Regions from separate parts of the Homo sapiens genome. Here regions 1 and 2 are each linked to region 3. The links are chromatin loops, found by intact Hi-C in ENCODE. Cell type or tissue: GM12878. All regions are shown on one strand. Links, peaks and the distances in the headings refer to the core of each region. The heading gives the core; the rest is flanking DNA.

What was found. A loop is a pair of places that touch in the nucleus more often than their neighbours do. Peaks named below come from ENCODE experiments on the same cell type or tissue, not always from the same donor. Only the 100,000 strongest peaks of a DNase experiment are listed, where the experiment ranks them.
Region 1: it touches region 3 in a loop (2.8-fold over the local background); 1 of 110 quality-filtered maps calls a loop at or near these places.
Region 2: it touches region 3 in a loop (2.8-fold over the local background); 1 of 110 quality-filtered maps calls a loop at or near these places.

The regions. Positions count from the first base shown.
Region 1 is chr2:157,145,146-157,155,991 of GRCh38, reverse strand. No RefSeq gene overlaps it. Among named protein-coding and RNA genes, the nearest start is that of GALNT5, 110 kb to the left of the region's middle. In GM12878, for the core only: no CTCF peak of the experiment used is centred there; a DNase peak (open chromatin) is centred at 5,031; H3K27ac peaks cover 255 bases.
Region 2 is chr2:157,240,749-157,251,594 of GRCh38, reverse strand. No RefSeq gene overlaps it. Among named protein-coding and RNA genes, the nearest start is that of GALNT5, 12 kb to the left of the region's middle. RefSeq lists a silencer at 4,971-5,060 and an enhancer at 4,435-5,634. In GM12878, for the core only: no CTCF peak of the experiment used is centred there; a DNase peak (open chromatin) is centred at 5,044; H3K27ac peaks cover 473 bases.
Region 3 is chr2:157,463,917-157,474,762 of GRCh38, reverse strand. LOC105373712 (a long non-coding RNA gene) reads left to right here. Exons shown (of 4, transcript XR_923513.3): 4 at 9,736-10,217. Among named protein-coding and RNA genes, the nearest start is that of CYTIP, 25 kb to the right of the region's middle. RefSeq lists enhancers at 5,403-5,622, 9,793-10,846. In GM12878, for the core only: no CTCF peak of the experiment used is centred there; DNase peaks (open chromatin) are centred at 3,508, 4,292, 5,202 and 5,712; H3K4me3 peaks cover 3,054 bases; H3K27ac peaks cover 4,114 bases.

The DNA.
Region 1 (10,846 bases), core at 2,631-7,630, 320 kb after region 3:
GAGTTTCCCTGAATTACCAGCAGCGTGTCTGTATGGGTCCATAGCAACTTCAGTCCTTGCCTCCTGAGGAGAAAGAATTGGACTGAGGGGCATAAAGCAGAAAAAGAGACCAAGGCAAGTTTCAGAGCAGGAGTAGAAGTTTATTTAAAAGGCTTTAGAACAGGAAAGAAAGAAAAATTTGCTAGGAAGAGACCCAAGCGGGCGCCTGAAGGTCCAAGAGAGAAAAGAGAGCAAAAACAAAAGAAGACAGCAAAAAACGGAGCCTTTAACCTTGATCCTAGGACTTTATAGGCTTTGCTCTTTCCCATGATTGTTGTTTTAGGGTGGGCTTTCTACATGTGCAGTGTCCTCCTTACCCTTGGGAACTGAGCATGACCAGTGTGTTTAGGGAGTTATATGCATGTCCATCTGAGGCTTTTCTTCCCTTTTCCGGTGTAGTGTGCCCCTAGAAGATCATACTTCGCTATTTTTGTCTGTTAACACACATGCCCAAAAAGTTGCTTCTCCCTGGGGCCTGCATTCAGTTAACATTTTTAATGTTAACCGGTGTGGACCATCAAGAGATTGTCTCTCCTTGGCTGCCGAATTATTATTTTTGGAGAGGCAATGTGATAATTGCCAAACCATCATTTGACATTCCTAGTGGGTGCGGGGAGAGCTCTCCCTTGCCCTGCTCGTTATCTACCTATCTGTAACATGCTGGTTGTTGATGTTAAAATACTGGAGCCCATTTTGTAGAATTCTACTATGTTTTTCTCTTTCTTTTCTCCTTCCTTCCCACCCCCCTTCTCTCTTTCTGTCTTTCTTTCTTTCTGTCTTTCTGATGGAGTCTCGCTCTGTTGCCCAGACTGGAGTGCAATGGTGCGATCTTGGCTCACTGCAACCTCTGCCTCCTGGGATCAAGTGATTCTCTTGCCTCAGCCTCCTGAGTAGCTGGGATTACAGGCACATGCCACCATGCCTGACTAATTTTGTATCTTTAGTAGAGATGGGGTTTTGCCATGTTGGCCAGGCTGGTCTCGAACTCCTGGCCTTAAGCAATCTGCCTGCCTCAGCCTCCCAAAGTGCTGTGATTATAGGCATGGGCCACCGTGCCTGGCCTCTACTATGTTTTTCAATGCAGCGAGAAGAATGTGTATATTTTCTAGTCTGTGATAAGCTTGTCATGGACCAGGCAGCAATGTTATGGTTGCCCTAGGTGCCTCAGGTCCTTTGTGAAAATAGTTCGTTGTCTTTACGTGTAAGAACAGCTCAGGTGCCATTCAATGGGGTTGAGTGTGGAGTAGAGACCATTCTGACCTTTCCACTTATCTCTATCTGTGGACTAAATACAGCAAAACATCCTCTCCTTTAGTTACAGGAATGTCAACTACAATCTGTCTTCCTCCCCTATTTATCAATTTTGCTCAGATATGAGAGTTGGGCTTAGGATAAGATCTTTATTATATACTTAAGAGACAATAATTGATGCTATACTTTATTATAGTTAGACATTTACGTAAGTTATCCTAGATTTCCCCTGAAAAGATTGTTTTATTCTCCCCTGAGAAGCAACTTCATTCTAAGGGTTAGCTAAAAGGAAATAGAAATTTTATGGTTTACGACAATGAATAAGATTCTAATAAAGACAGTTGACTGATAAGCAAAAAACTGAAATCACCAAATCTTTCCATCTAGGCCAGTGTAAAACTCAGTCTTTGGCTTCTGATGAGTCTACCATGATACTGACAACCTACCAGCTGAAGAGAAGTCTCTACATGGACTGTGCAAAAGAGATTCAGAGGCGTCTACTGAATTTCAACCATAAATTGTCTAGTATAAAGGAAGATAAGTGTCCCTGCTGAAGAAGAATGGAAACATAATGGAATCAATTCGGTGTGTCTGTGGAAAGAACTTATTTCTCCATTCCCCCAGGATCCAGGCAAGTGGCAATTCTCTTATCTATGCTAAATAGTCGAAGGCATCCTCACCACTTACTCAGAATAATCCTTTTTTAATAGCAGAGAAGTCTCATCCAGAAAAGTGTTGTAAGAAAATATATTGTGGGAGCCAGGATTCTCTTCGGGGCATAGAGAATTTTGTAACAGTGAAGGGAATTTTATCATCTTTCTCTTGAAAACAATTCCTTTACTGTCTCTTGGGCATATTGATGACCACATAATAGTTATAAAGTTCCCTATTTCCTTTCCAAAAGGGAAAATGGGATAATCAGTAGAAGATAGGGGATGACAAAAAGACACATAGGTGGCCTCCTTTGATATGATGGGCCGGTTAAAGGGTAAATTGTTGTGGGGTATTAAACACCACCATCCATGATGAGGAGAATTAACAAGGGAATTCCCATGCAGTAAGATAATGAAGACCTGGGAGTGTAGAGAGCATTTGGTCAAACTTCTTTCATTATGCAGATGAAGGAACAGGGTCCCAGAAAAGAAAACTGTAAGTCACATAATTAATTACTAGCGGAATCAACATCAGAATTAAGGTTTCATCACCTCTTGCATAATCCTCCTGAAACTAGGTACAAATTGAAATCATTTACAAAATATGCATCTCTCTGAGTAATTATGACACTGTGTTTTAATTGTGTACTGTTGAGTTTATCTTCTTAAAGAAACTGTTGATTTCTGTAGGGAGGGGCTTATAAACATCTTTGTATTTCTTGGATATAGCACAGTGTCTGATACATATGTAATATTCAATGCTAATTATATATGGGAAAGAATGAATAAGTAAATGGAGTTCTTTGCAATCAAGATGATCATTTTTCTTTCTTTTTTCTAAGTTTTGAAATTTTCTGACCTGTAGTTTTATTCCTTTTGAAATGAAAAACAACTCTAAAGAGTAATAACAAATGTAGCCAGGTCTGTGTTGTACATAGATAGGTTTATGTGATGTTTCTTTGTGTCACTGACTCTCAATTATCTCCTCATATATTTGAGACTTATTCATTTTAGAGAAGAAAAGGGAGGCCTCTTTGATTTATAGGTAAGCTTGCTGCTTTATTCTTTTGGTATCCTCAGTCAATTATTTCATCTCATTTTGAATGTAATGAAGATTCATTTAACAACCTATAAGGGCCTAATATGAGAGTCTAAGTTTCTTTGATAACCCCAAGGAAGTGCTCTTGTTTGTTCCCTTAGGAAAGGTATTAATTCTGACACAAATCACTATTTTCTATGTCCCTCCAAAGAGAAAGGTTGCAGTGTAGTAAAGGATAAATGTTCTTTTCCATTTTGGGCCAGATAAAATCCAAGACCTTTTGAAGGTGGATATAGTGGCCTTCTCACAATTGCCTGGAGTATGCTAGGGAGGGCCATGTTGCTTGGGAATGAGAGGTCCCTAATAGTGAGAATCAGGTTTAGCAAGAAGTATTCTGGGCTTTCAGGAGTCTTTGAAGTTTACCCTGGCTTTGACCTCTGTCCTTTCATTTTCTTTATCATTGTTTGCATGGACTGAGAGAGAAATGTATTACGTTTTGGCATAGGTTTTTACTTTGGTCTCTGATCTTTCCTAAGTTTGGAGTTCTGAAAATACAATGTCCTTGTACAAGCTGTTTGGTTTCATAAACTATTTTGTGATTGTTTAGGAAGACAAAAAGATTAGTTCAAACATTGACTAACACCATATTTTGAATAGGCAAGGATTCTAATTCAGGCTACAAAGGTTGATGTCTTTGTCTTTTTAAGACCATGGTAAGATTTTGTCTATCAATAGTAACTTCGTTAGGGTTAGGTAGGAAAGGTTTTCTTGTTTTAAGGAAATACTATAAATAAGGTACTTCCTTTAGACAACTCTTTTGCATTGTTCAAAACGAAAATCACTGAAGTCCTGTGGTCCTGTGGGAAGCTGACTTGAAGATTTTAAGTCATATTTTTAATAGTATGTGCATAGGTAGTTAAGTAATTCCATAAAAAATAATACATCATTGATGTACTGAATATGTTAATTTGCTTGATTTAATAATTATACATTACACATGATACATTATACATATCTGTATACATATATCAACCTATCATATTCTTCTTCATATATGTATATAATTATGATTTTTCAAATCAAAAATAATAATTTATAAGAAAAAAGTTTGTCCCCTACTATATATACATATGTACATTTTATATATGTTTTTATTATATATACACAAATTATGTAGTATATATACACATATGTATACACACATGTATCTGTATATGCTTACATGTATGTATGTATATATGCTATATTATATATATTACATACACATATAGGCATATAAGCATATATAATGTATATTACATATGATGTACATATGCATATATGATAGATATGTATGCAGTATATAGTGACTGTATGTGTGTATGTGTGTATATAGATGGATACAATAAGAAAATATATGTAGTACCAAGATAAAGATTTTACAAAGTGTGGTAGTAGTACACCATCCTCTCTCCATGGGAGTTTTCCTTAGGTCCCAGATGGGGCTTGGCCTGCCTGTGTCTCTTTGATGAACAACCAACTGAGATGCCAGCTTCTCAGGTAGGCAATGCCTATTTCCAACATTTTCATACTGGTTAGTAGGGAGGTTGGAATAAAACTTTTCTCCTTACCATAAAAACCTATTTAAATCATCTGAAGCTGAACAAAGGTGAAAGCTAAGATTGTGGAAGTAACAATAAAAATACAATGGTTCTTATGGCTTTGACTTCCCCACATGGTTCCAAATTGTGGCCCAGGACCTATCTCTTTCACAGAATCATGTAAATCCTTTTAAAATAATTAGATAATTCTATACCCTATTAATGCCTGTGGAACAGTGATGACCTGATTTTTCATAAGGTATCTGTGTGAATATGTGTGTAATTGAAGAAAAGAAAATAAAAACTAATAAAATTTCACCTTGTTACTTTTGAGCAACCATGTTGGTAAAGAAAAAATACATGTTGGTAAAATGAGAACTCTTGACTTGAGTATAAAACGTATGTCAGTTAATAACAGGAAAGAAAAACTAAAACTTTTTTCTGACCTTTGGACTATCTGTTTGCTTCACTGAGTAGCAATTTTCACTCCATATGATTCATACAGAGAGTTTAATGTTTCTGGTCAGTTTCACTTCAGGACACGAAAGCCAGTAACAAAGTGCTGCAGGAAGATTGACGAGTTATTTAAAGATTATTTATATCTTATGATTGCTGTATCATGAATAATAGAATATGCTGACATTAAATGACAAAATAAAACTGTTAGACATGCATTGTCCATAGGCACTGAGACCATGCACAGTGTTTCTGATCATACATAATTTATAAAAAGAAAATTCAGGCACTATATAAGAAAGTATTTTTCAAAACTATAATAAATATTTTTCTACATACATATGAAATAGAAAATTTATTTAATAAAGTTTCTTCTGAAGAGCTTATATAAACCAATAATCACAAATCCTGATATCTGACTACAAAAATAAAAATGGGAAGCCCAATAGGAGTCATTCTGCATCTCCGTGGACTAGGCTCAGTTCTGTTTGGCCTGTATGATAGACAACCACATCCTAAGGACTGAAGACTGGAGAAGGGAGAATTGTATTGAGGCAACCATTCTCTAAAAGCATGTAATTGAAGAATAAGGAGCTGAAATTATGCTAAGTAAATATGAAATTTTCAAGGATTTAAACTATCTGGTTTACATGGGGTATGGTAAATTTTCGAGTTTACATAGGAAACAATTTCCTGGATCAAATCTTGGTCCCATGCATAGTACACCTATGCCACAAACTCAAGGCCATGCTTGTAGAAGAAGTTTATCTTGGGCTTGATGCAACTACAGAAAATTCCAGTTTCTCCAGAGATGCCAATGCTTTACCTCTTCCCATGTGCTAAATATACTTTTAAAAAGTTTAAAAATACCTTGAGAAAGACAAACCTCCACACTTAACTAATCAAACTGTGTGTGAGTTCCTTTCTTGAACCGTGGTTCATCTTGTTTGAAGAGTTCCTGAAAAAAATGTGTGAAAGCATAGAGATGGCTTCACCAGGAACATCAAGACTCTTTCTTAGAGCCTAGCATATGATCTTTGTTGATGTTTCAAGCCAGATAGCAGAGAACCAAGGAGAGTTTGTCAGCCTTTCCCTGCCAGCTACTGCTTGTATAGCTAGTACTGTTAATAATAATTTAAATGCTTTAGTTGTCAGTCATTGCTCTTTCTTTGTAAATGTTACCCATTTCATAAATAAATAAAAACCTGCAGACCTTAGGTTTTGAGAAACTTGAATGCTTTTGTTAAAATTGTATGAAGCAAATTCACAAACACATGATTTATATTATCTCAGTGCACCACTGGAGATGATAGAATATACTATTTAAATTAACTCCTCTCCCAACAAATGAAATCAATTCTCTTCTTAGGTTACTTTTCAGCTGCCTTTTGTCTTATTGCAGAATCTTTTCTATTTCTCTCACTCATTCATCTATTGTGCCCTTTCCTTGATCTGATAGCATTAAACATATAATTAAGTCATAAAGGAGGGAACTGATGAGTATAGCAGATGGTAATTGCTTCCTACATTTGAATGAAATGATATGCATTGCTACAATTTACAGCTCTCGCCTCATATTTTATTCAGGAACCTTTTATCTCTTTTCCTGCAGAATTATTCTGCAATAAATTTAGACATCTTATCAATAGCTTGGTGATAGTAGCAGAAACAGAGAAAAACTGAACTTCGTGCATCTTAATGTTTAAAATAATTTTCTGCAATAATTGAATTATCTGTCAGTGAACATTCACATAGAGAAAGTGAATATTATCTTCCCTTTCCTTGGGTCAAGCCTGTGATTAAAGGAAAAGAAAGACCCTTTAGTTTGACAGATTATTGACTGAAAAAGTTTGAAACTAAACAAAAAGATAAGAAAATTTTGGTTCTGTTTTTTTTTTTTTTTTTTTTTTTTTGGAAAGGGGAAGGGATCTTTTCTCCTTTCCATGCCGTCAAGTACACAACAAAAGGAGAGTAGAGATGAAACTATCTTAGCTATTACCCAGAGATCCTGAGGTAATTAACACTTAGCCTTTCGAAAATTATGGGGAAATTTGGGAAGTTCAAGTCGTGCTCCATTTCTTTCCTTGGAATTATGTCCCATGGGGTCCATATTACTTACTAAATGTTGAACATGTGGAAACTGCTCCTGAAAGTCATTGTGTTGTCTCCCAGGACCTGAGGGTAATTTGCTACACTGTAGGGTCAGTGCAGTAAAAACAATAAAACCCCTCTCTGGCATAGTTACATTATTTGAAACCATTGTTAAAGAATGTGATTTTGAATGACTCCAGGTCTACAGGAGACAGGCAGTCTCTCTCAATAATGCATGTAATTTCTTTTCCCTTACAACAGAATTATGTATCATCTGTAGGAGAGTTGTTATAGGTTTTGGAAGTTTAAACATACACAAATGCATACAACACACATGCATATGTATATATTCAGCCCTCTTACAAGTACCTCAGCTCTAAACTTGTTGACTTAAATCTATCATGTGTTGCATTTTTATTCACACGAACATATATCTGACATGCCAATTCAGTTCAGAAGCATCACTCTGTGCTCCTACATCGTTAGCTGGCAATGGAGCTCTTATGAGAGGAAAAGAAAGAAGTCTGATCATCCACTCAGTATTTCCATTGTTGGTAAGAAGGGCAGGTCCCTGGTGGACTGCAGAGCATCGTTTTTTCATGACTTCTACTTTCTCCCTAGCTCATCCACCTCTCTCTCACCTTGAAGCCCCTCTCTCATGGGGTATGGGGAATTTGTCTTTTGTTCCATTAGCAATAATCTAGTTTTGAATAATATGTTAGAAGATAACCCAGCTTCCTCTCTGAGAGGCATGCACATTTTTAAAAACCCTGCTTAATAATGAACATATTTTATATTTCAGATATAGTACTATTTTATGTATTTATTCATTATCTTATAGAAAAAACATTGGTTGAGCACAAAGCATGTGCTTGGCACTGACCTATGCTTTAGAGATAGAAGTAAAAATAAATATAAGACTGCTTTTCATTCCAGTCTAGGCTCAGACAGAGCAACAATACAGAGACGTGTGGTTTGGTATGGAAGCCCAGAGGAGAGGCACCTAAGTCACACTAAGTGGACATAATTGGCCTTCCAGAATTTGTGACCTTGAACGAAACCTTCAAGGCGGAACAAAATTAACTAGGCAATTCCAGGCAGGTGCTCCCTGGGTAAAGGCTTCTGGAGAGTAGGGGTGATTTGGTATGGATGGAACCAAGTGTGAGTGAGGGAAAGAAGCAAAGGATAAGGTTAGGAAAATAGGCAGTGGTTGTAGTGGTGGTGAGGATGTTTTGGAGGTAAAATGTTTCAGGTAAGACTTTTAGAAACCACTGCAAATATTTACTCTGCAATGACAGATTAATATCATTAACAATTTTTGGCACATCGATTAAGATTCAAGCAATGTATGGGAAGCTTATTTTTATAAAATACATCAATATTGTTATTCACAAGGACTTTGTAAATATTATCTCTATTCAAATTTGGAAAACTGAAGCTTGAGGAGGTCAAATACCCTCTCCAAGTTCATGCTGATAGTAAGTGATAGAACAAATTCTTGGATTCAAACACTGGTGATCTGATTTCAAAATCCTTGTTTCTTCTATTACTCTTTGCAGCCTGTAGCAATCTGCAGGCTGTCTTTTCACAGTATTTAACTAGGGCCTGTACTCAGTAAGCCCATGTTACAGCTAATTCAATTAATAAAATATAAGATAATTTATCTTGCACATATTTTCAAATTTGAATGTCTTGGAGCCTGGATTATGAGTATTAGAAAGCTTACATATTTCAAGCAAGCAAAATTTGGTTATTTTCTTTAGTAGTATGATTTAATAGGTGATAGATGGAAGATATTCAGAGTATTGTAGAAAATAAACAAATTAAAAGTTTGGCTTAACGGATGGTTCCCTTTCTACTAGTACCCTCCATAGTATTACTACGTTCACTTAGAATGAATCCCTTTATTTTTTGAGCACATCCAACATTTCATTTGCTGGGACATAGTGCCACCATTCCTTAGCAAACAAAAAATAATTATTGGAAGAAAACTTTGTGAAAATATTTCAAAGTATAAATCCCTTTTCTCTAAGTTTAGCATTATCTTAAAAGAAAGAAAGCTAAAGAAACAATGACAGATTAAAACAGAAAAAGCGTTCTCTTAACATAAAAAAGGAGATTAGTGAAGTCCCCGTATTAGGCACATCTGAAGATACTGTGTTTAAAAATAAAATATGGAGGAGGAGTCTTAATTAATCCCTCCTTCTTAAAAAATTTCTAGGTGAATTTCATAGGCAGGAAAAATATAGCCAAAATTTATTCTGGATCTTTGAAGATTTTAACTTTAAAAGTTCAATTAAAAGCTTCCTTGTCAGAAGGATTATAAAATGTATTATGCATTTTTCATCATATCAACTTATAGTACTAAGAAAGGGGAAATAATATAAATGGTCAAGCATAATATAAATTATTTCATGTTAATTTTTAAGATATCAAAAAGATGTTTGCTTTTATTCAAAATGAATAAAGAGAATGTCCTTCTTCTCTTTTTAAAAAGCACTTCAATTTTTGAAATGATCAAAACTCTGACATTGCAAATGAAAGGAAAAAGTAAATTCTATTTCAACCTTCCGGCTTGTCTTTCAGTTGAATGAAGAAGTCTGGAAAAGACTCCATGCTAGGGAGAAGAATGAGTGGGAGATAGAGGTTTGGGTGGTAGCATATAGAAGGTAGTCTGTAGAAGCCTATTCCAACTTTTTCATACTGGTTAGTAGGGAGGTTGGAATAAAACTTTTCTCCTTACCATAAAAACCTATCTAAATCAGCTGAAGCTGAACAAAGGTGAAAGCTAAGATTGTGGAAGTAACAATAAAAATACAATGGTTCTTATGGCTTTGACTTCCCCACATGTTTCCAAATTGTGGCCCAGGACCTATCTCTTTCACAAAATCATGTACATCCTTTAAAAATAATTAGATAAATGTGGTTGGAACCACAGGTGTGGGTGGGAATGTTTACAGAGCATTTGTAAAATGGGAAGAAAACCAATTCAGAACTCTGAGAAACAACAATATTTAAAGGGAGGAGGGGAGTGGAAGGGAGGTGAGCCCAAAAATATGATGAGAGATGGCTGGAGAGATGGGTGAAGACTCAGGAAGGGATTGTCATAAGAGTTGAGAGTTGCAGAGTATCAGGAATAAATGTTATCAGGAAACATTGCTATTGAATATTAGCTAATTGCATGTGACAATGAATAGGTCTTTGGTCACCTTTAAACACAAGGATGTGTTTGTCTGAGGGAGGGTTTGCCCCTACATTAGCAACTAGCAAAATTTTTAGAGGTCTTTACAACCAGCAGCTTTATAGCCAGCAACCAGCCCTAGAGGTCTTTACAAGTATCAGGTGTTACAATAAATATTTAATATTTAAGTGGAAAATAATTTCCTATTATAAAGACATCTGCCAAATGATAGGATATCAACCATTAGGTAGTCTATCCAGTTAAATATTTTCATCTTTTGCTAATTTCTCATAATTGTTTATCAAGTACTAATTCCTTATCTCAAGTAATTTTAATATTATTAAATAATTGACTTCCAGAATTCTAGCACTCAATAAGAAAAGTCTAATTTATACCCAAGGCCAGATATCCACCTGTTTCTACTTCCTGTCTTCCTCTACCCAGTGGAGACTCAAAATACTCTTACCCAATTGCATGACATAAGGACTGCAGTTCTTTTTACAGGACTGATGAACTCAGCCATGTTAAATCTTCAAAAGGTTTTTTTTCTCTTTTT
Region 2 (10,846 bases), core at 2,565-7,564, 220 kb after region 3:
AATATTTTTTAACCAAGGAGATGAAAGCATTTTTAACTAAGAAGGTGAAATCTCTGTGTACTGAAAACTATAAAATATTGATGAAAGAAATGGAAGACATAAACAAATGGAAATATATACTGTGTTCACAGATTGAAATAATTAGTATTCTTAAAATGTTCATACAAACCAAAGTCATCTATAAATTCAATAAAATGTCTATCAAAATTCTGGCGTTTTTCACAGACATAGAAAAAAAATCCTAAAATTTGTATGGAACCATAAAAGATATCGAATAGTCAAAAAAATCTTGAGAAAGAAGAAGCTAGAGGCATCATAGTACCTGACTTCAAAAATATGCTACCAAGTTATAGCAATCAAAATAGTATACTACTGTCTTGAGACAAGCCTGGGCAACATTATGAGACCCCCATCTCTACAAAAAATAAAAAAATTAGCAGGGCATCGTGGTGCACCTCTATGGTCCTAGCTACTTGGGAGGCAGAGGTGGGAGGATAGCTTGAGCTCAAGAGGTCGAGGTTGCAGTGAACCGAGTTTGTACTGCTGTTCTCCAGGTTGGGTGACAGAGCAAGACTCTGTGTCAATAAAAAGTATATGATACTGCCATAAAATCAGCCACATAGACCAATGGCACAGAACAGAGAGCCCGGAAATAAATCCACAAGTTTACAATCAGTTGTTCTTTGACAAAACAGCCAAGAATGCATAAAGTGGAAAAGGTAGTTTATTCAATAAATGGTGTTGGAAAAATTGGATATCCACATGGATAATTAATTTCAACTCATTGCGACTTCAGACAATACAGGATGAAGATACTAATTAGAAAATTTAAATGGGAAAACCAAGTAAATACTAATTACTGTTTTTTTCGGATTTTAATGTGATTTTTTTCTTTCCAAATTCTCTCTTTCTCTTTTTTAGAGAAGAGACAAGTTGTAATCAACTGGATAATAACATCCTGTGAAACAAATCCATAAAAGGAAAGAAAAGTTTTAAAATCATATACTAAAAGGCAGGCATTATTGCAATATCAACAGGTAGAGTAAAAATACAAATGGAAATATTATTCCATTTTAACTAATTCTTCCAATGAAGATGAATAGTTACAACTTCTGGCAGTCATTAAACATTGGTGTATGTCTCTTTTTAAATAAAATTTGGAAGCTGACTAACAAATGACCTTATTTCCTAAGACCAAGAGAATCAGTATACCCTTTACACATTTGTTCTTGAAAAGGGTTGCCTGTATTAGTGATAAATCATAATTGGTTAAGCCTAAGTTTAAAAAAACAAGAACCCTATTATTGAAAGACAATTTATTGTGTTTAGACCTCAGTTTTCATTGATTTTTGAGTAGTGAGGCTAAGCCAACATTTGTGCTATACTACTTTACAGGTCCCTAGCCAATTTTTACTTAAAAAATATTTTAGTTTAATTAGGAAAAATTTAATAAATTTAAAAGCAAAACATTAATTGAGTATCTTCCTTGGACAAAGAACTGTGCTAGTCATTAAAATGGAGAAAGTGAGCAGGTTCCTGAAGGACATATTGTCAATGAGCCCAAAACTGGCAACTCATAATCTTAATTAACTGAGTTATTAGTATTGGTTAATTATAGCTTTGGGGATAAAAAGAGAAAATAGCTCAGGGTGGCTCTGTAAGAACTTCAGTAACTTAAACAGGAATGGTAGGGGGAAAATGATAGTTTGAGAGAAAAGAAAAGTTCAAATTTAAATATGTTGTATTTGAAATAAATGAAGATTTTGTAACTAGGTGCATATTTAAAAAATATTTATGGAGTACCGACCACATACTAGACTAGGCCCTGTGCTAAGCTTTGGGAAAATAAAGAAGCCAAAGCCCATAATTTAGTGTAGTTGTTTTCATTTATATGTGTGTCCATCAAACATTTCATGAGGAAGTGTTGTTAAAATATAGACTCTGACGTTCTCCCCTCAGAGATTTCAAGGTTGGTTGTAGGGCCTAGCAATCTGGATTTTAACTGGAGTAGATAATGATTCTGATAGAGTTGGACCACCAACCATACATTGAGGCTCACAGGTTCAGCAGCAGAAGCATATTAATATTAAAATAAGAAAACTGGAATAGCTTATTTGGAGGGGTGTTTGGAAAGGTGTCCTGGGGGTGATGACTGAGTGTGAATTCCTCTTATGAATAGGGAGAGGGTAATTTAGGAAAAGCAGTCTATGCAGAGGTAAAAGCAGGCTCAAAACATTGAGGGAGGAAGGCATGAGAATAATATGAATGGATAATTAAGATTTGTTTGATAGTACTAGATTTTACAGTAGATTGGCAAGCAACGAGGTAAAGATTGTTGGCTGAGCTTCTGTTGTATTTGTTCAAGATTTTGGATTTTTACTGTTCAAGGGCTAGAAGCTTTTTAAAGTTGGAGTGTGATACTCTCAGGGTTTTGGATAGAGAGCGGGTGGGTGTATGAAGAATAAATTGGTAGTAAGCAAGCTGCAGGCTGGGAGACCAATTAACATAAGTGCTACATATTTATTGCCCTTCTTTTGAACAGTCTAATCACACATGGAATAAAATCTGAACTTTAATTGTACATGTTAGTCTATTTAAGATATTTTTCTAGATCAAGAGGGAAGACTGGAAGAGGGATCATTTCTACTAATAGAGTGGGTCTTCATTAAAGACACAGTCTCTTAAAGTGCACGTAAGGCACAAATATACAAGCTATGCCCTCTGTTTCTAAACCTAAGGTGTGTTTAACTTTTAAGAAACTGCCAAAATGTCCCCAAAGTGCTTGTATCATTTCATATTCCCACTGACACTTCCCCACATTTTCAGTAACACTTAACTTTTTAATTGTAGTCATTTTTGTGGGTATATAGTGGTATCTATTTGTGTTTTAATTTACATTTCCCTAATGACTAACAATTTTGAGCAGATTTTTCTGTGCTTATTTGCCAACTGTCTACATTCTTTGGTGAATTACGTCTTCAAATTTTTGATCCATTTGTTAATGGATTGGTTTTCTTATCATTTAGGGACATGAAGAAACCTTTAAGGATGGAGGTGTGTCTACTGTCTTCATCCTGGTGATGCTTTCATAGGTATGGACACAATATCAAAATGTATTCAATTGTACACCCTAGAAATGTGCACTTTATTGTGTATATATTATACCTAAATAAAGCTGTTTTTTAAAAAACAAAAACCTAAGGAAAGAATAAGGACAATTCCTGGACCAAAAAACGAGTGCAGTGTTTTAGTTTCTTACTATTCCAAGCAGGAAAAAAGTGGACGATGCCATTATTACAGCTTGTAGATCCTCAAGAAATGAGGTCCCTACTTCTTTGGTCCTAAGAAGGAGCTGCAGTTCTGGTCTCCACAAGGTCAGTGCAGACTCTCTGGTTTGTGCAGTGCTGCCTTAGGCTGTTAAAGAGAGCAGGCCATTGTGTGCTCCCTGGATGGGCCCAGCCAGATGCCCTTCTTACTCTGTTCCCCAGGTGCAAAGTACCCATCAATGCTTTTAAAACGTTTAAATGGAAGCCACTCTCAAAATTAGAGTTCGTCCCATTGCCTCTACATTCAAATTGTTATGTTATCATTGAGTTGTATAACATTTAAAATGAAGGCCTATAGGCTTCAATTACAGTATTGTTTGAAGAAAATCTTTATAAAATATGATATTTTTGGAGCAGAGTTGGGTAGGAGCTCCAGACTCCAGGTCTAGAGTCAAGATTGTGCCAGGGGTTCTTTCTACGAATGACGGTGAGGGCTTTGATACTATAAAGAGAGTGGATACGGCCTAATCAGATAAAAGTGTGTCACCAGAGGAGACAAGAAATGAGTTTACAAATACAGGCTTATAATTTAATTGTAAAAAAAGATTAGAGACACCTTTTGTTTTGAAATTGTTCCAGTTCCAGGACAGATAAAAATGAGTGGAAGAAAGCAAAGTTCAGAGTTCGGGCCTGGTGACTTCTGATTTTCTCAGAGAAGTACGAGATAGACTAATGGTGAACAGTGAAGAGTTGAGGGTGAGTGATGTCAAAAGACAACACTGTAACAAATTTAGTTTAAAGATTTAACAGGAATTGGGGCAGTATCTCCTCCACAAATTTAGAAAAGGTGCTCTGATGGGCATGGTAGAACAGTTCGTTTTTATAGGACAGTCTAAGCAGGACCAAACATATAGCATAATACAAAAAGCAGATGGGTTACCATCAGGTTACTTCAGGTTACTTTCCTTGCAGGGTTAAAAGGATGTTTCCTGACTCTACCAGCTAAAACTGGCCTGTTTGGATACTTGGCAATGGTCTTTCTCTCCTGATTTCCTGAAAGGTGAAATAAGCAACTTTTTTAGTTTGGTACCAAGGAACTTTAGCACGAGTGATTCCATTTTGATTTGGTCGGTTGGGGCCTAGTTCAGGAGCTCAGTCCAACTCAATGACTTCCTATAAATTTTATTTAACAGTGGGTAGGGGTTGGATGCACTTGGTAAAGTTTGGAATCAGCTGTTAAGAGGAGAAAGAAATGTGCTACCTCAGAACAAGAGTAAGGACTTCTCAGAGAGCTTCGAGAGTCCTGCTGGCATTTTAACCAATGCCTCTAAGCAAGGAGAAAACACAATGAGTGACAGTAGAACAAAGAAGGCATGTGGACACTCCCACAGCATTCCTGAGACAGAGTGATAAAAGGTGACAGGGAAGCAGATATGGAGTAATGATTTCTGACAAACGTGGAAAGAAGGGGATATCATGAAAGGATTTTAGAAAGTGGAATTGCCGTATCTAAAAGCATTAGGAGAAATTCTACAGGCGAGAATAAAAAGAAGGCACTAGAGATTTTTGTTGTTGATTTTATTTGTAGAAAGAGACATTCTTTAACAACTGCAGGCATGTTAGGACTTTGCCCTTTGAAAATCTATTAGTAATGATATAAAAATCCTTCCGTGGTCTCTTTTGGCAGAAACTGAATTAAATCTTCAGCTGCTCTCTGAATCACTCATTTAAAAGTTTCAGTGATTCATATGCAAAGCTTGAGTTAAGAGAACAAAGACCTGAGCGAGTTTCTGTAGGGCTCGGCCTAAGCAAAGTTGTCACGCAGAACAACATGAGTGCTGGGTCCCCTACCCTTGGCCCTGACAACCTCCATCCGAGCAGCAACCCCTATCCAACTTACTGCTGCCCTGCAGCCTCCCAGGTGCTGCCCTGGGAATGCCCTCAGAACGGGTCCTGTCCTCTGATCCTGACTCTCCTTCCTCTTCTCATCCATCCCCCTGAAATGATCCTGTCCTCTTTATGGCCTCCATTATAGCAAAGAAAAGAGAAGGAAGAAGAGAGGAGTAGAAAAAGAAGTCTTGTGGGAGGAGCAGACAGCAGGTGCTATGTAGGGCATTTGAGGGCTCTTTTCATGTGCTGTGAAGAAGTGGGATGAAATGAAAATCTTTTTGAAAAAGCTGGAAGCTGTTTCAGATCTCCCCCTGCCCTGCTCCCCACCAATTCAATTCCTGCTCCCAGGGGAAAGTGCAAAATAACTTTCTGTGGAATGAAATGATGACAATGACTTTGGATCCAATAATGTTATCATAACCTGGAAATAACCTTTCCATCTGAGGCTTGCAAAGGCAGTGAAGTGTGAAACTCAGACTACAGTTAGAGAAACGAAAGAGACTTGAACTCAGGACCCTTTGGACATTTCCTTCAATATCAAAGAAAAGTTTTTATTTCTCTCCTCTGAAAATAGGGTAGGAAATGGGTAAGTGATAAACAGAGAAAAAGGCAGAAGCAATACCTAATTAGAAATCAAACTAAGAGAGGAAAAGAAAAATGGGTTCAGATTAATGTCAGGTTTGGTTATTCCAGGATCTCAACTTCGTTGCTGTTATCACATACTTTCAGAGGCATTCAGGTCTTGTGATGCCGTGTGCTTGAGTGTTTTTCTTACTCTTGGAAGCTGAGGATTAATACTCAGGGCTGGGCACACAGGAGAAAAGGGTTTGTTAAGCATCCACTCCTGGTTAAGCTAAAAAATGTACATAGAACTTGAAAGCACCCAACTCAGTTCCAGAGGGATGAAATAAACCTAAAAATAGGTGAGCTCTGGTTGTATTGGGGCTGGCCTGAAAACACACAAGAAAGGAGCACTTGAAAGAGAAGGAAAGAGGAGCAATGTGCATATTTTACATGGATATACACATTTGTGTCTACATATTTATATACAAATGTACAAACTCCATGTGTGCTTCGTTTGTGTGTGCATATTCATATTTATACATATGTATATATGTAGAGTTCACAGAGCATACCCACACAAATACACACCAGAGGTGCTGACTTTGAGCTCTGTAAGAAAAAATTTACTACTCGGGAAGAAATGAAACAGGCCTTTTGAGGACATTGGCCATACACTACCAGGTATACTACCTTTTGGAGGGCAGATCATATGTTTTGCATATGTTTATTTTGGGTAGGAGGAGACTCAGGAGCAACATAATAACCACTTCAAAATTTTAGAGGAATATCCTGTGGAAGAAGGGTTTAACTCATTCCGTATGGTTCCAGAAGAGAGAACTGAGACTGGAGCATAGCAGATTTCTGTTCTAAATGAGAATGACTTTCTAACAATTAGTACTAAACAAAAGACACGTGTATTTCTTCTAAAAGTAGTTAACGATATGCCTGCTCTTGTAAATGACATGTGGCAGAGGATGAATGGCCATCTGTCACAGAAACGGTAGGGGGTATTCTTCCATTAGGTGGGGGTTTGGACTACAGCATTAGCTGGACCAGCTCCATTCTGAAATTCAGTGGTTCTCTGAAATACATAAATGAGTTTTGAGGCAAGGCAAGTCAGATAATGGTTTTGATTTACTGATTGCTTTTACTTCATTCAGTGACTTAGGAGCAGAAAACTCCTATCTCAATAGTTCCTATAGATATCTATTTTTTTGCCTTCTGTTTGATTTCTATTCTTCCTCCTTTTCTCTTTACCTTTAATTTTTGTGTTTCTATTATCTTTTCCTTTTCTTTTCTTCTTCCTCCCCATGCCCTCTAGATATAAGGATGGAGTAAAGGCAATGTTTGTCAAGAAAGCAACAAGGAAGAAAAAAGAATAGAGAAAGGAAAACTTTGAACTCAGTTAACTTTTAATTTTCACTTCAAATTTTGGCTGTGTGTGAGTATGTGAATGCATGTATGTATACTGGATTGTGTATGTGTTTGTGTGTGTGTGGAGGGGTGGGATAGAAACAGAGAGAATGTGTGAGTAGGTGAATAGACCCTCAGATGTTTGGAAATGCTGGAAGTTAGGTACCACTTCTTGTTGTCACGATGCCTAGTGGGTGCTAGTAGTAATTAATGGCAAAAGGGGAGGAATGCTCTATGTCCTGCAATATGCATGTCAGTGCCATCCAATCATGTATTATACTACCCTACATAACAGGGCCCCATTGAGGAACACTAGGGAAAGGCTGTGGAGACAGACTGTCTGGGTTTGAATCCTGGTTCTGCCATTTTTAGCTTTGGGATCTTGGATAAATACTTTAAGCTTTTTGGGTGTTTGTTTTCTCTTCTGTAATATGAAGGGTAATAAGAACACCAACCTCACATTACTGTCAGAATTAAATGAATTAGTATGAGTCAAGTGCTTAGAAAAGCACAGACACATAAAACACATTCAACAGTGTCATCTATGATTTTAATTTTTCTGAAATGGCTGGAAATGGACTACTTGGACTCATCTTATGTGCTGAGTGTATGAAAGTCTCTACATGCTTTAACTGATTTTTTAGGGAACTAGATAGTAATGAACCAGTACTTAAGAAAGTGCAGCTTATGGACCCCTTGATGTTGTGAAGCTTTTGTGATATCACATGAACACACGTAAGCTTTGGCAGATAAAATTAATTTGCCTTGTTCTTTTTGTCTTCCTCACACATAAGCAAACATATAGTCATATACCACATAACTATACTTTGGTGAGGAACAGACCTCATATATGACGATGGTCCCATAAAATTATAATGAAGCTGAAAGATTTCTATTGCCTGGTGATATTACAGCCATCTTAACTTCACAGCTCAATGCATTACTCATGTGTTTGTGGGGATGCTGGTGTAAACAAACCTACTGTGCTGCCAGTCATATAAAATTGTAGCACATGTAATTATGTACAGTACATAATACTTGATAATGATAATAAGTGATTATGTTTCTGGTTTATGTATTCACTGTAGTAAAGTTATATTTACTATAATTTATTATCATATTTACTATACTATAGTTTTTATCATCATTTTAGAGTGTACTTCTACTCATTAACAAAAGTTAACTATAAAACAGTCTCAGGTGGGTCCTTCAGGAGGAATTCCAGAAGAAGTCATTGTTATCATAGGAGATAAAAGCTTCATGTGTGTTCTTGTCCCTGAAGACCTTCCTCTGGGTTAAGACGTGGTTGTGGAGGATGGTGATATGGATGATCCTGGCTCTGTGTAAGCCTAGGCTCATGTGTGTGTTGTGTCTTAGTTTTTAACAAAATGTTTGTAAAGTAAAACAAAAAATTTTGAAAATAGAAACAAGACTTTAGAATAAGTATATAAAGAAAGAAAATATTTTTGTACAGCTGTACAATGTGTTTATGTTTTAAGCTAAGTGTTATTACAAAAAGTTCAAAAAGTTAAAAAATTTAAAAACTAATAAAGTTAAAAAGTTATAGTAAGCTAAGGTTAATTATTGAAGAAATTTTAAAATGAATTTGGCATAGCCTAAGTGTACAGTGTCTACAAAGTCTATAGTAGTGTACAGCAACAGCTTAGGTCTCCATATTCACTCATAATTCACTCACTTACTGGCACAGAACAACTTCCAGTCCTGCAAGCTCCATTCCTGGCAAGTGCCCCATGCAGGTATACCATTTTTTATCTTTTATACAATTTTTTTTGTGGTATCATTTCGATTTTAGATATATTTAGATACACAAATACTTATCATTGTATTACAATTGCCTACAATTTTCAGTATAGTTACATATTGTATAGGATTGTAGCCTAGGAGCAATAGGCTATGCCATATAGCCTAGGTGTGTAGTAGGCTATACCATCTAAGTTCATGTAAATACACTGTATGATATTCACCCAATGACAAAATTACCTAAAGATGCATTCCTCAGGACATATCTCTGTTGTTAAATGACACATGATTATATACCCAACCGTTCCCCTAATCTACATACACACACACACAGACACACAGACAGATGCATTTGTAATAATAAAATGTAAGTCCTAGGATTTTTGTCACATGTATTTGCTTAATAAGTAGGCACAATACATGCATTTACAATATGTGGGAGGCTGTGGAATTTTGAAAAAGTTTTTTCTTTAATTCCTTGGGCTTGATAAGGTTCAAGCTTCATACAACGGACCATTCTTAATCCTACATTGATACTGAATATTATTTTATCTTTTAAAAGATTGATTTAATAAGCATTTCAAGATTTTGCCACAATCCAAGTACATAATCACAGACTGTAATGATCATTCTGTCATAAGTCAGTTCTAAAAGGCACATCTGATTAAATGGAATCTGTTAAAACATTGTAATGCCATAGAAATTGCTTTTATAAAAAATCACCAACATTAGCTTGTTTGCTTTTCATTTTTAATTTATTTTATGAAAACAGAGTTAAGATTCTTCATAATAGTGTGTGCTTTGTATGGTGAAGAGTATTTCCAATTGATTTTGTCCCATCTGTTTAAATGCTTTCTCTTTCCCATTTGACCAACTCATTTGGAGGGAAATGCAAGTACATATGCAACATGTGGACAGAACCATATGATTCCCCCATGATATGATTATTAAATTTTTCTACTAATACATATTGAGAAGTGTTAAACCTTTTCCTGCCATTCGTGGATACATTCGTTGATGAACATCTGGCTCATGTAACCTGCATATGCTGGATGCCATAAATTACATGGAAAGGCAGGAGACATCTCACAGTTTTTTAAAATATGTATACTCATGCATTTTTCACTATTTGTTCTAAGGATTAAAGTACTTCATATGGGTCAAGTGCTTAGAAAAGCTCAGATGCATAAGGCATATTCAGCAAATGTCAGCTATGATTTTGATTTTCCTGAAATGACTGGGAATGGGATATTGGGATTCATATTACATGTTGAGTATCTCAGAGTTTCTATGTGTCTTAATAAGTTTTTAGGGAACTAGAATTAGCACTGAAAAGTCCCATGGAGAAGAAGGAGATACAACTTATTTACCCTTTTTCCGTTTGCCCCAAGAATACTTGCTGGCGAGCTTGTGGCTGCAGCGTTTACCCTAAGACAACTTTGCATTGAAATATCTCACTTTACTTATTGTTTTTGCATCATTCTAATGTATCAATTTTGGACACAAAAGACATCATTCTATTTACAGCATTCTGTTTTTAGTAGTGGTATTTCCATTTACAAAATATAGTAATTTTTGATTGCTGAAAATGTCAAATCCTAGAAAACGTAGCATTCCTATGTGTGATGTTAACATTGTTCACGAACGGTTGTTGGCCGAAGATTCATTTGATGAATCTGAGTTTTCTGAAATAGATGATTCTGATGATTCAGACGATTCTGATGTTAGTTCTGTTTAGAAATAACTCCAAGAACAGTTTTTATATTTTAGTTTCACATTGAAAATCAGTCAGATTTGCTTCAGCCTCAAAGAGCATGTTTATGTAAAATTAAATGAGCGCTGGCAGAGAGCAGCACTTTTTTGTTTCTAAACAGGAAGAGGGTTAAAATATGAGTGCTCAACTTACCACCTCACTGCAGGATTTGGGGACAGGGAATACATTGGTACTCTGT
Region 3 (10,846 bases), core at 2,177-7,176:
TTGTGATGAAAGTGAGTTTTGTTTTTCTAAAACAAACCAGTTCTCTGCCCAAATTTACATTTTTATAGATGCCACATATATTTTCAACCTCTAAAATATTTTGGTTAAGATGTTTTCAAAATAATAAATCTTCAAAATCAGTCTCTATTTTCTCTTTATTTTGTTTAAGTCCATGACCTTTCAATTTATGCAATATTTTAATTTTGGGGGAGGGGGGCAGCAAAAGTAGATGTAATTTGTCTATTAGCTATTACTTTGATTTTTATAGTCTAAATATGTGGAAGTTTCCAACTTTCTTATCTTTATTGCAGTTAGACTTTCTAAAATGCCTTAGAGGAGTTTGAAGGTCTCATTATTTTCTTCAAACACTTTATTTCCCAGGAAGGTAGATATTTGTATCTCTTGCCTGTAGAATCTGCTCTATGGTTAGGAGAATTTATGTCCCTATTTTTTAGTTCTCACTTGGATTTCTTGATACTGAAAAAAGCCTCCTGAACTCAGGCCTTTACATACTTGTCCTCAGCATAATGGATGCCTGGTCCACACACTCATGTTCATTTCTTCAGTTTCTCCCTCCCTCTTCAAATTACCCTGGGGCCTTGATCGTGTCTTCTCTTGCTATAGCCTGTCTACCACTACCTAATCTCATATTCCAGCAGTAAGTGATCACTTATGTAGGCTGAGAGGAAAAAAATGTTGTTTTCCTGAATTTCTTTTTAGGAAATAGCAGTATATTTTTGTTAAAACATAAACATAATTGCTTATGCCCAATAAACTTTTACAGAAATAAAATATACTTAAAACTGTGTTTTCCATTGAATTGTCACTACAACATTTCTTTCCTCTAGAACATTTCTTTGCATTTAGTCTTAGTAAGATTGCATTGGGTTCTCCATCAGCCCAAGGTATGAGATGCTGGTTGTTGGATCTGCAAAGCATGACTGAGTCCCAGGGCATTAATCATCATGGCATATGCATTATTTTGCTGCTGTGCTCTGCTGAGCCAAGGAGATGATGCATATGTATTCACACTCCTCCACTCTCACTTTCTTCTTCCATCTATACTTTCTCTCTGAAGGCAGTTTTGGCTGCCACCAAGTACTGTACCCCAAATGCCACATTTTCAAATGCAAATGCCTGTTTACAGGAACATCTTGTCCCTTGGGCCAGTTCATCTCTCTGTGGTACATACCTACCGGTAGTATAGCTATAACTTTGGCTGCTGCTTTGTAAGTATAAAGTCACAACCAGAATTGTAACATGCAAATTTAAAACTGGAATGTCTACAAGTAGGCTCAAATACCTTTGGAGTCACTAAGTTTGTTTAGAGGCATGGAGCTATATTAGCCTGGGACTTGACTTCATGTCCCATAAACCCCTCTGTTCCCTCTTGGAATCTGTTGCCATTAACCTGTGATGTATGTACTCTGCCACCATTACCTCTAGCTCTAGCACTCATCCATTCATATGGCAAATATAGAGAGAGCACCAACCATTGCCAGGCACTCTGCTAGGTGCTAGACATGCACAGTGGAAAAGAGGAAAGAGCCTGTACCATGAGAGAGCTTACGGTCTAGTGGAAATGCAGACAAGAGAGCTAATTAAAATATGCAGTGTTAAGAAAAATCCTCTGTGCTGTAATGGAACCCAGTCCACAGGAAGGACACTCAGATTACCCTTTAGAAGGAGTGATGAAGGAAAGTTTCCCAGAGAAGTAATCCAGAACCCAAAAAAGAAAGGCTTAAAGCTGTGGGTCTCATGCTTCCAGGTCTCCCCCAAAGGATACACTGGGATTCCAGGAGTTCCAGGGTGACAAAGCAGTCAATCATCCAAACCAAGCTTGGACAGGCTATGGCAAGTAATGGGGACATACAAATCTTTAATCTCTGTTTGCTGTTGGTGATGATGGCATCACTGAAATTTTTGAGGTGTATTCTCAGGGTTATTTAACACACATTAAAAAGAAAAATGTATTAAAACTGATTTTTTTTCATGAAGAAAAATCTTGAAGATGTTTCCCTGGATTGAAGAACTCTTCTGGGGTCTGACCACAGGTCTAACTTCTCTGGAGGTTGGTTTGATACCCACTGGAGTGACCTCTGAGAATGGACCCCACTAGTGAATAGCCTCATTAGAGAGGATGTGGGTGGAGAAGGCTGAAGTGATGCTGCCATTTCTCCAGGATGCCTTCTGTAGATTCATCTCTGCTCTGCTGGGAAGCAGACTTCACTGACTCAAATTTTTTTTTTTTGATATTTTAAATTTTGAGTTAGGGTCTCACTCTGTCACCCATGCTGTAGTGCAATAGTGCAAACTTGGCTCCCTGCAGCCTTGACCTCCCAGGCTCAAGCGATCCTCCCTCCTCAGCCTCCTGTGTAGCTGAGACCACAGGCACCCGCCACCATGCCCAGCTAATTTTTTTTTTTTTTTTTAGTTTTTGTAGAGATGGGGTTTTGCCATGTTGCCCAGGCTGGTCTCAAACTCCTGGGCTCAAGTGATCTTCCCACCTTGGCCTCCCAAAGTGCTGGGATTACAAGTGTGAGCCACTGTGCTGGACTTCAAACTTCTTGAACTTTAGCATTCTCATGCTTGCCACAATTGTTCTTCAGAGCTTGATTGGTCAGTGATATGCTGGGTCTCAGCTTGTTTCCCCCTTCTCATCATTGTTCTAATATCATTCCAGATATCTTTATTAATGTTACTGCTACTTCTAACTACTACTACTATTACAACGACTACTACTAAGGGTTTTGTTTTGTTTGTTTTTTGTTTTTTGTTGTGTTTTTTTTTTCTTTTTTTTTTTTTTGAGATGGAGTCTCACTCTGTCACCTAGGTTGGGGTGCAGTGGTGCGATCTTGGCTCATTGCAACCTCCACCTTCTGGGTTCAAGCCATTCTCCCACCTCAGCCTCCCAAGTAGGTGGGAATACAGGTGCACACCACCATGGCTGTCTACTTTTTGTATTTTTAGTAGAGACGGGGTTTCACTATATTGGCCAGGCTGTTCTCAAACTCTTGACCTCGTGATCCACTGGCCTCGGCCTCCCAAAGTGCTGGAATTACAGGTGTGAGCCACTGTGCCCAGCCAGGGTTTTGTTTTTTGAGTGACTATATAGTAGCCAATGTCCTAGGCATTTTTTTTCACATCATCAGAACAACCCTGCAAAAATAAATATTATTATCTTCATTTTGTGGTTTAGGTGACTGAGGTTCAGAGAGTTTAAGAAACTTCAGTTTACTGAATAGTATTCTCAGCATACGGAACAAATATAAAACTTAATATACCATTGTTAACACCAGAATTCCACTGAGCACAAGTACCCTTGATTCAGGAAACCTGTGCCGCCATGCTTCCTGTTACGGGGACCACTGGCAGCAATTTGACTGGAACAGCCAGATGGGCCCTGTGGCTTTGACGGTTATTGCAGGTTTCAAGGCAAGAAAAGGGTCTTCTTGAGGGCAAACAGGCCCATTGGAGGGAAGCAAGGGTGTCAGACTCCAGAGTCAGCAAGCAGCAGAGAGGCCTGACCACTCCATCCAAGGGCAGAAGAGTCACTAGGTGCTGACTTTCTGTTTTGTTTCATTTTTGTTTGTACTGACTGCTGGATGTCAGTCATTATGGGCTTAGGGGTGTTAATTCTTGGCAAAAAATGATCTGAAATTCTTTAGTTGAAACCACCCTTCTTCGGGACAGGGAGAGAAATGCTTGGATTATCAAGTCAAAATTAACATCAGCAACCCCTTTTTTTACCCTGCCAATACAACGACCCTTTGGTATGCTGTAGAAGCTTTATGATTTGAAAAAAAATTTATAACAAAACAATTTTACTTATGTTTTTTCTCTTTGCTGCAAAATTAGAATTGCTTATTCTAGCTTTCCAGATGTTTAAATCCTGAATAAGCAGGGTTTTCATGTACTAATAAGCTTCCATTGTGTGGGCAGATACCATTATTGAAGGAAAGTTAGAGACCTCTGAAGTTCTCCACTGCATCCCAGGCTGTAGACACTACGTTAAATTGACGAGCAAACATGGCCCATACAAATGAGCAGGAAATAATGCATAAAAATGGAAGTTTAAATTTTTACCCTCTACCCTAGGTAAGAGGCTGTGAACTGGTGTGTGTGCTTTGGCAGATAGGTAAGAAAGTGTGGAATTCCTTACCTAGAGGGAATGAAGTTAGAGTAGGTGTCCTGTTGTTTCTCATCAGAGCATTGAAGAGATGGTTTCAGTGGTGGAGTAAGAGATGGACCCTGGGAGGCTAAGAATAGAAGCTGTGGTTAGCCCCAGACTATGGGCTAATGGGGCTGTATTTCTTGTTGTTTTGAAGTAATGTGAACCTCAGTGCCTTTTCTGTTGAAGCAGTCTGTGTGCTAATTACTTGTGATAAAAGGGTGCTTACAAGATATCAACAAGAGTCCTTGGCTTGTTATCTGAAGATGGTTTCCTTTTCCAAAATGAGGGGGAAATGGTCTGGAAGACCTGGAGCTGACTATGTTTTATCAACATGAGTTGACTATGTAAATCCTATGTACAGCTTGTTTGCTGGTGATTTAAACCAGCGTTTAAAAGTCCTGGATAACGGTTGTCACAGAATTCTTGTAGGTGATTTTTTTCCTCTTTCAAGAACTTCATATAGAGTTAATTAGGAACTCTTCATGCCCTTATACAATTCAATTTAACGTATCACTAAGAACTTCAAGTATGTAATTTGTATAGCCCACTCTTCATATTCATTAAAATTCACATACACATTTGTTCATATTCACTGCACAGTGATGGAATCAGAGAGGTTTTGTTATTTAGTCACTCTCTTGGTTTATTTAATCTCACTGAGTTTATGCCAAAAGGGATTTAAAGTGGCTAAATTAATAAAATTCAACAAAGTATTCCTGACCACACAGCATTTCTCTATTTTTTGGAAGGTTTTTCCTTCTAAAAAATTGTGGAGGTAAAGAGTTTTCTTATATTTTGAGTAGGTGAAATCATCCTCAAGTTGAAGAAAAGAAAACAAAAATTTTTTCCTGAAATGCCAGAAATTTGCATGGGGTAAAACACCTGGTTCGTAAGAAAAAAAAAAATCAAGCCCAGACATCCTTACCAAGCTGAAACAATATTTCATGTTTCTAAGATACTTGGGTGAGTTAAACCAAACAGGAAGCAGCAACAGAAGTCCCTGAATCAGAGAGGAACTGATCATTACTCATTTGACTTTGCAAGCAGAATGATGACACCATTACCCTGAAATCTAAAAAACTTAAAATAACTCCTTGTCAATTATGAAAATACTTACGGTTATGGTCTTCTGTCACGTAATCTCATGGGCAATTTCAACTTCTCCCTATCCCTTAGACTACTCCAACCCTTCATACTTCTAGAACTAGATCATGTTTTTGCAAACTTTTTAGAACATGGAACACTTTGGGGGAGAAGAAGGCTGAATCACCCCACTCGATCTTTTAAGTGACTTAGCCCACCCTAAATAACTTGAATGCGAAACCTACACAGGAAAACAAGTGAAAAAATTGGTAATTCTTTTACATAATTGAGATAATGTCTAGTTTCTTAAAATACAGGGAGAAGCTAAACATTAGATGTCAAACTATCGTAAACACAATTTCCTCGGCCACCTATGGATGACAGTCATCTGTAATACACAGACAACTTGTCACGCCCAGTGAACACCCTGAAGAAGGAGAAGCAGAATGGGGAAGTGGGATGGAGGTTTTAATTTCATGGTCTTTTGTGTTTTGGAAAATGTAAGTCAATGTGGCATTTGCAGAAGTTATCACATTGTTACAGAGCCAAATTACACCTTCCCTTGCCATTGTATCTAAAATGCTGGCTCCTTTTTATTCTTTGATATAAGGAGAACAAAAGGTATTTCTCCTTAAAGTAACAGTCAAATTTTGCCACTTGGGGCCCTGTGTTCATATGCCATGCCAGTGCTCAGCAGCTCCAGGTTTCTTAGATATTTTTATTAATTTTTATTGAGTGCTTACTATTGTGTCAGGTAGTCCTACAGAACTTTAATTTCCACAAAAATCCTATGAGGTTGGCACTGTTTTTTACATAGATGTGAAACTGAGACACAGAGATAAAATGCAGCTTTTCCCAACAACTTGGTTGCCTACTGTTCTCAAGGGGTATCTAACGTGTAGTACTCATGGGGTGCCTATAGGACTTGTTTAGCCTTTTTTCTCTTATTTTACCATTATTTTGAAACTTTAAACTGTTTTTGAAGTTATGAAGTAAGTACGTGTATAAAACCAGGATTAGAACATACAAAGAGACAAATAAAAAGAAGTCTTCCTTCCCTAACAACCCAGGACTACTCCACAGAGGTAACTATTTTTAATTTTATGTATTAGAAATTTTCTATGCCTAAACTAGATATGCATATGCATACACATTCATTTTTATGTATGGATCAATTAAGGTACATGTGTCGTACCTTGACATGGTTGACGCATCTGTGAACATGCTTGTCTCCCTGAATTCACTGTAAATTCTGAAGTCATACTATGTGTACCATTCTGGTTATCTGCTGTTAAGTAACAAATGATCCCAACACTTAGTGGCTGAAATTAACATTTATTTTGCCCACAGACCTGCAGTTTGAACAGGTCTTTGCTGGAAAACCTCATCTTTGCTACACTCAAGATCAGCTGGGGTGGTGCAGGGATTAAGGGCTGGAATCATATGAAGGCTCAGTTGCTCACATGTGTGGTGTTTGATGCTGGCTTTCAGTTAAGTCCACAGGTGACCCTGCGGCTAGAACACCTTCACGTGGTCTTTCCATGGAGCTGCTTGGCTTTCTCAGAGTATGGTGGCTGGGTTCCCATCAGACGCCCATCAGAGCAGGGCCTGAACAACTGGTATCATTGATGTTGGCCCTCTGACGTTGAAACTAGGCCTGTAACACCAGCTGAGGTCTGCTGTTGAAGAACACATCTGAGCAAGCATAGCAAAGTAGGCTGTGCATATGAGAGATGTGGAGACAGGGTGGAAGGTCATACTCATGGATTTGTTTTGGAACTCATCCGGTTATGTCTTATTTTGTCTTTCTTATTCCTCTGTATTCTCTTCTGTAATGTCCTTCTTACTGTCACACTCAGTTTCCAAGTCAGCTCTCAGCCTCCTCCATTCCCTGGATATTGATACACTTGTTCTCTCCTGGCATCACATCACTTTAACTGATAGCCTGGAATCAGCCCAACCTGGCCCCTGGCAATACATCAATTCCCAGCATCACACACATGCATTCCCTTGTAGGTCTTCCCTCATGGGGGTCTTCATTTGGCCATTCAAGCTCCAAGGGTTCTACTCTCCTTCCGAGTTTGGCTCCAATAGTGTTAGAGTAAACAATAGGTAATAATGTGTTTACAAGGGCTTAGAATCAGAGACACTATTGAAGAAGACCTTCTTCTGCTCATATTTAAGTATATTTGAAAAACAATTATCAGAGGGCCAAGGCCAATATTGTTAGCTAAATATTTCCGGCTACTTATAGGAGATGTCTGCCATGCTACCTACACTATTTTCTTCACTCAAGTGGGTATCCATAGCATTGACTAACTCCATTTTCCTTTTAATATAGTTTATGATTATTTTTATAGCTTAGACTATTCTAAACCATTCCTTTGAACAGATCCTTAAAGGCCCACCTCCAGCTGCCTCACCATTGCCATCCAAGCACTTCTCCTACTCATAAGATTCAGTGGTAGAGTATGACTTCATGGTAACCACGGGGGGGTTGCCCGATAGAGGAAGATGAAGCAATTGAAACGAATTTCATGACAGCCTTTTGATGTTCAGGCCAGATTCCCTGAGGGGACATTGGTCTGAAGAGATGGTCAGACCTTCCATTTTCTAGTTGAGCTCAAGATGAGTATTTCGCTTCGCTTTCAGAATGATTGTTTTTGGAAAGCTATGAAATGTTATTTATTAACCTTCCATTGCCAATGGCTTCTGTAGTGTGAAATAAAGAAAAAATTAGATTTCCCAATGTGGCAAGGTTTTCATGAGTTAATTTTTGGGACTCAGAAGTTGAACACTGTTTGGAAGAGCTTGGCTGTAGTGGTAGTAATGAAATTGGGTCACATAACAGAGCAAAATTCTTAGGTTCCCTGCCATCACTGCTTGTGATAGCATCATCCTCCCTGGTCCCCAGGATGGTTCAGAGTTGCAAGTCCCTCTCCCATTGCTCCTTATGCCTAGGATTCACAACTTGCTTATCCTTCTGCAGTGTTTCTTTCTTCTACTCTGTCCATTTCTTATCCACGGACACTGCTCTAGCACAAACTTTTTTTTTTTTTAGACAGTTTCCCTCTGTCTCCCAGGCTGGAGTACAATAGCACAATCTCGGCTCACTGCAACTTCTGCCTCCCAGGTTCAAGGGATTCTCCTGACTCAGCCTCCGAAGTAGCTGGGATTACAGGCATGTACCACCACACCCGGCTAATTTTTGTATTTTTAGTAGAGTCGGGGTTTCGCCATGTTGGTCAGGCTGGTCTCCGACTCCTCACCTCAAATGATGCACCGGCCTTGCCCCTCAAAGTGCTGGGATTACAAGCATAAGCCATCCTGCCTGGCCTCTAGTACAAGCTTTAATTGACTATTTTTAAGATGGTGGCACTAATTGAACTGGTCTTCAGCTTTCTTCCTTCCAATTATCTTATAAGCCACTGTCTTATCAATTTTCCTAAAATCCCCATTTAGTAACGTATGCCTTTACTCAGAAAGATTGGCGATTCCTTTTTGATAACTGAATCAAGTTCAGTGTATTCATTACACCAATGAGGTGCTCGGTAGTTCTGTCTTACGCAGCTGCCCACATTCCTGCCATACCAGCTTTGTCGCCAATCTCTGATAGCTCTCCCAGTTTTCTCCTCTTGATGACTCTCCTTCTCATTCACATGTGAAATGCTGGTTCTTCCCTGGTACCATTTCTGACTTGAAATTGTGCTGATTCTCTAAATTTGTCTTTCACCTTCAAAGGCAACCTCGGCTCCCTTCTGAAGAGGAGATGAATTTCTCTGTTGTGTCCTTTGAATGGCTTTGTGCTGTTTTCTGTCTTGTACTCTGTAGAGGTGGGCATGTTGAGTTATTTTGCTAGACTCAAGGCTCGTGCAGGGCAGAAGCTAGGCTTTGCTCACTTCAGCATCACGTTCTCCCACACTTAGAGCCAGACATGTTGTAGGCCTTTGCTAAATGCTGTTGATTTGAACAGAATATTCGCAGATTCTCTCCAGGAAATGGTTGAGTTTAATCTAGACCATCAACTCAAGTTTTTGTGTCTATAAAATGTGTAAAGCAAATATGATAAGAAAGTAGGTATGATTAATTTGATGTCAAGTTACTCTGATCATATTTCCTAAATCAAGACATCAAAACGTGATTTCATAAAGGATGTTTAAAACCTATAATTGACAAAGGACAATAGGACAGTTTCCTCCAAATTGGATATATTAAATTTGATTCCTTTTATATGTTAGCACATAACAACTAATGACTCTTATAGCTGCAAAAATATATAGTAGTGCCAATGGTTGTTTACTCAATATGCTGTCATGGGAAGACTTTAAATATTTTGGTATATGTATCTTTTTAGTTTTTTAAAGAAAGCATACTTACATTTGCCTTTATAAAAACTTGTATAAATGTAAGGGGTACAAGTGCAGTTTTGTTACATGGTATATATATCTTATGCCTTTATTTTCCTCATCTCTTTTTAGAAGTGAGCTCTATCACATGGTACGTTTATGAGAAGAGGAACCAGCAATGTTTCCTTCCATCTTCAACTATACTAACAAGATCCATCTGATGTGTAAGCTAGTCTGGGAATTAGGGGCACAGAAAATTGCATATTAAAGTCATACAACGTTGTTTTTTAAGAAAAGCTCTTTCTGTGATTTGTTGCTCCAAATCTTTCTTCTCTTGTATTAAAAACTATAATGTTGAGAAATGATTCTCTTTGCACCTGGTAACAATATTTTAGTAAGCCTCTTTTCAGTTTTGAATAGTTTGTCATTTTTCCATGAGTACCTTCAGGTCATACATATACTTGGCTTTTAAATTTTTTTTTGGAATGCTATTGTAATGGGCCTGCTGTTCAGTCCCACCACACACTTAGCTACTTCTTTTGGGTGCTTGGGTGCAGATTTTCCTTTGAAGCCAGTCGGAGCTACATGCACAGATGAAACGTGTGGCAGGAAGGGGACATTTCCCACCTTCTCCTCTCTTGGGCCCTTTCATCTCTGTGTGGTGATGTTTTCCACTCCTCCGTAGATAAGAATCTTTTTGTAAATTTCCCATATTTAACACCAAGACTAAATGCTGTTAAGCAACATCAGTCATTCTCACCACATCCACTGAGATTAAAAGTGAGTCAGACAATTAGGTTACTCTGGCAGGAACTGTGGCCCCACAAACTGATTTTTGATAGTGTCTTCCAGCATGTTCTCTACTGCAAATGCTAGGATTCAGGCTAGGGCAATTTCCATTTTGCCTCCCCCTTTAAAAAAAAAGAGAGAGAGAATGAGATATATATTTTAATCTATTCTGGATACTTTCTCTGCTTTTTTAGGGCCAGATGGATGCTCAATGATACCGCTCAGTTCTTACGTGTGGTCACTGGATTTCATCTAACCCTCTTCCCCAGAGGTCTTGCTTAACACTGAAAAACTAAAAACTTAAGAAGAAGACTATCTTCCCCTCCGCCCGCCCCACAAAATGGAATCTTGCTCTGTCACCCAGGCTGGAGTGCAGTGGTGCGATCTTGGCTCACTGCAGCCTCCGCCTCCCGGGTTGAAGCAATTCTTCTGCCTCAGCCTCCCAAGTAGCTGG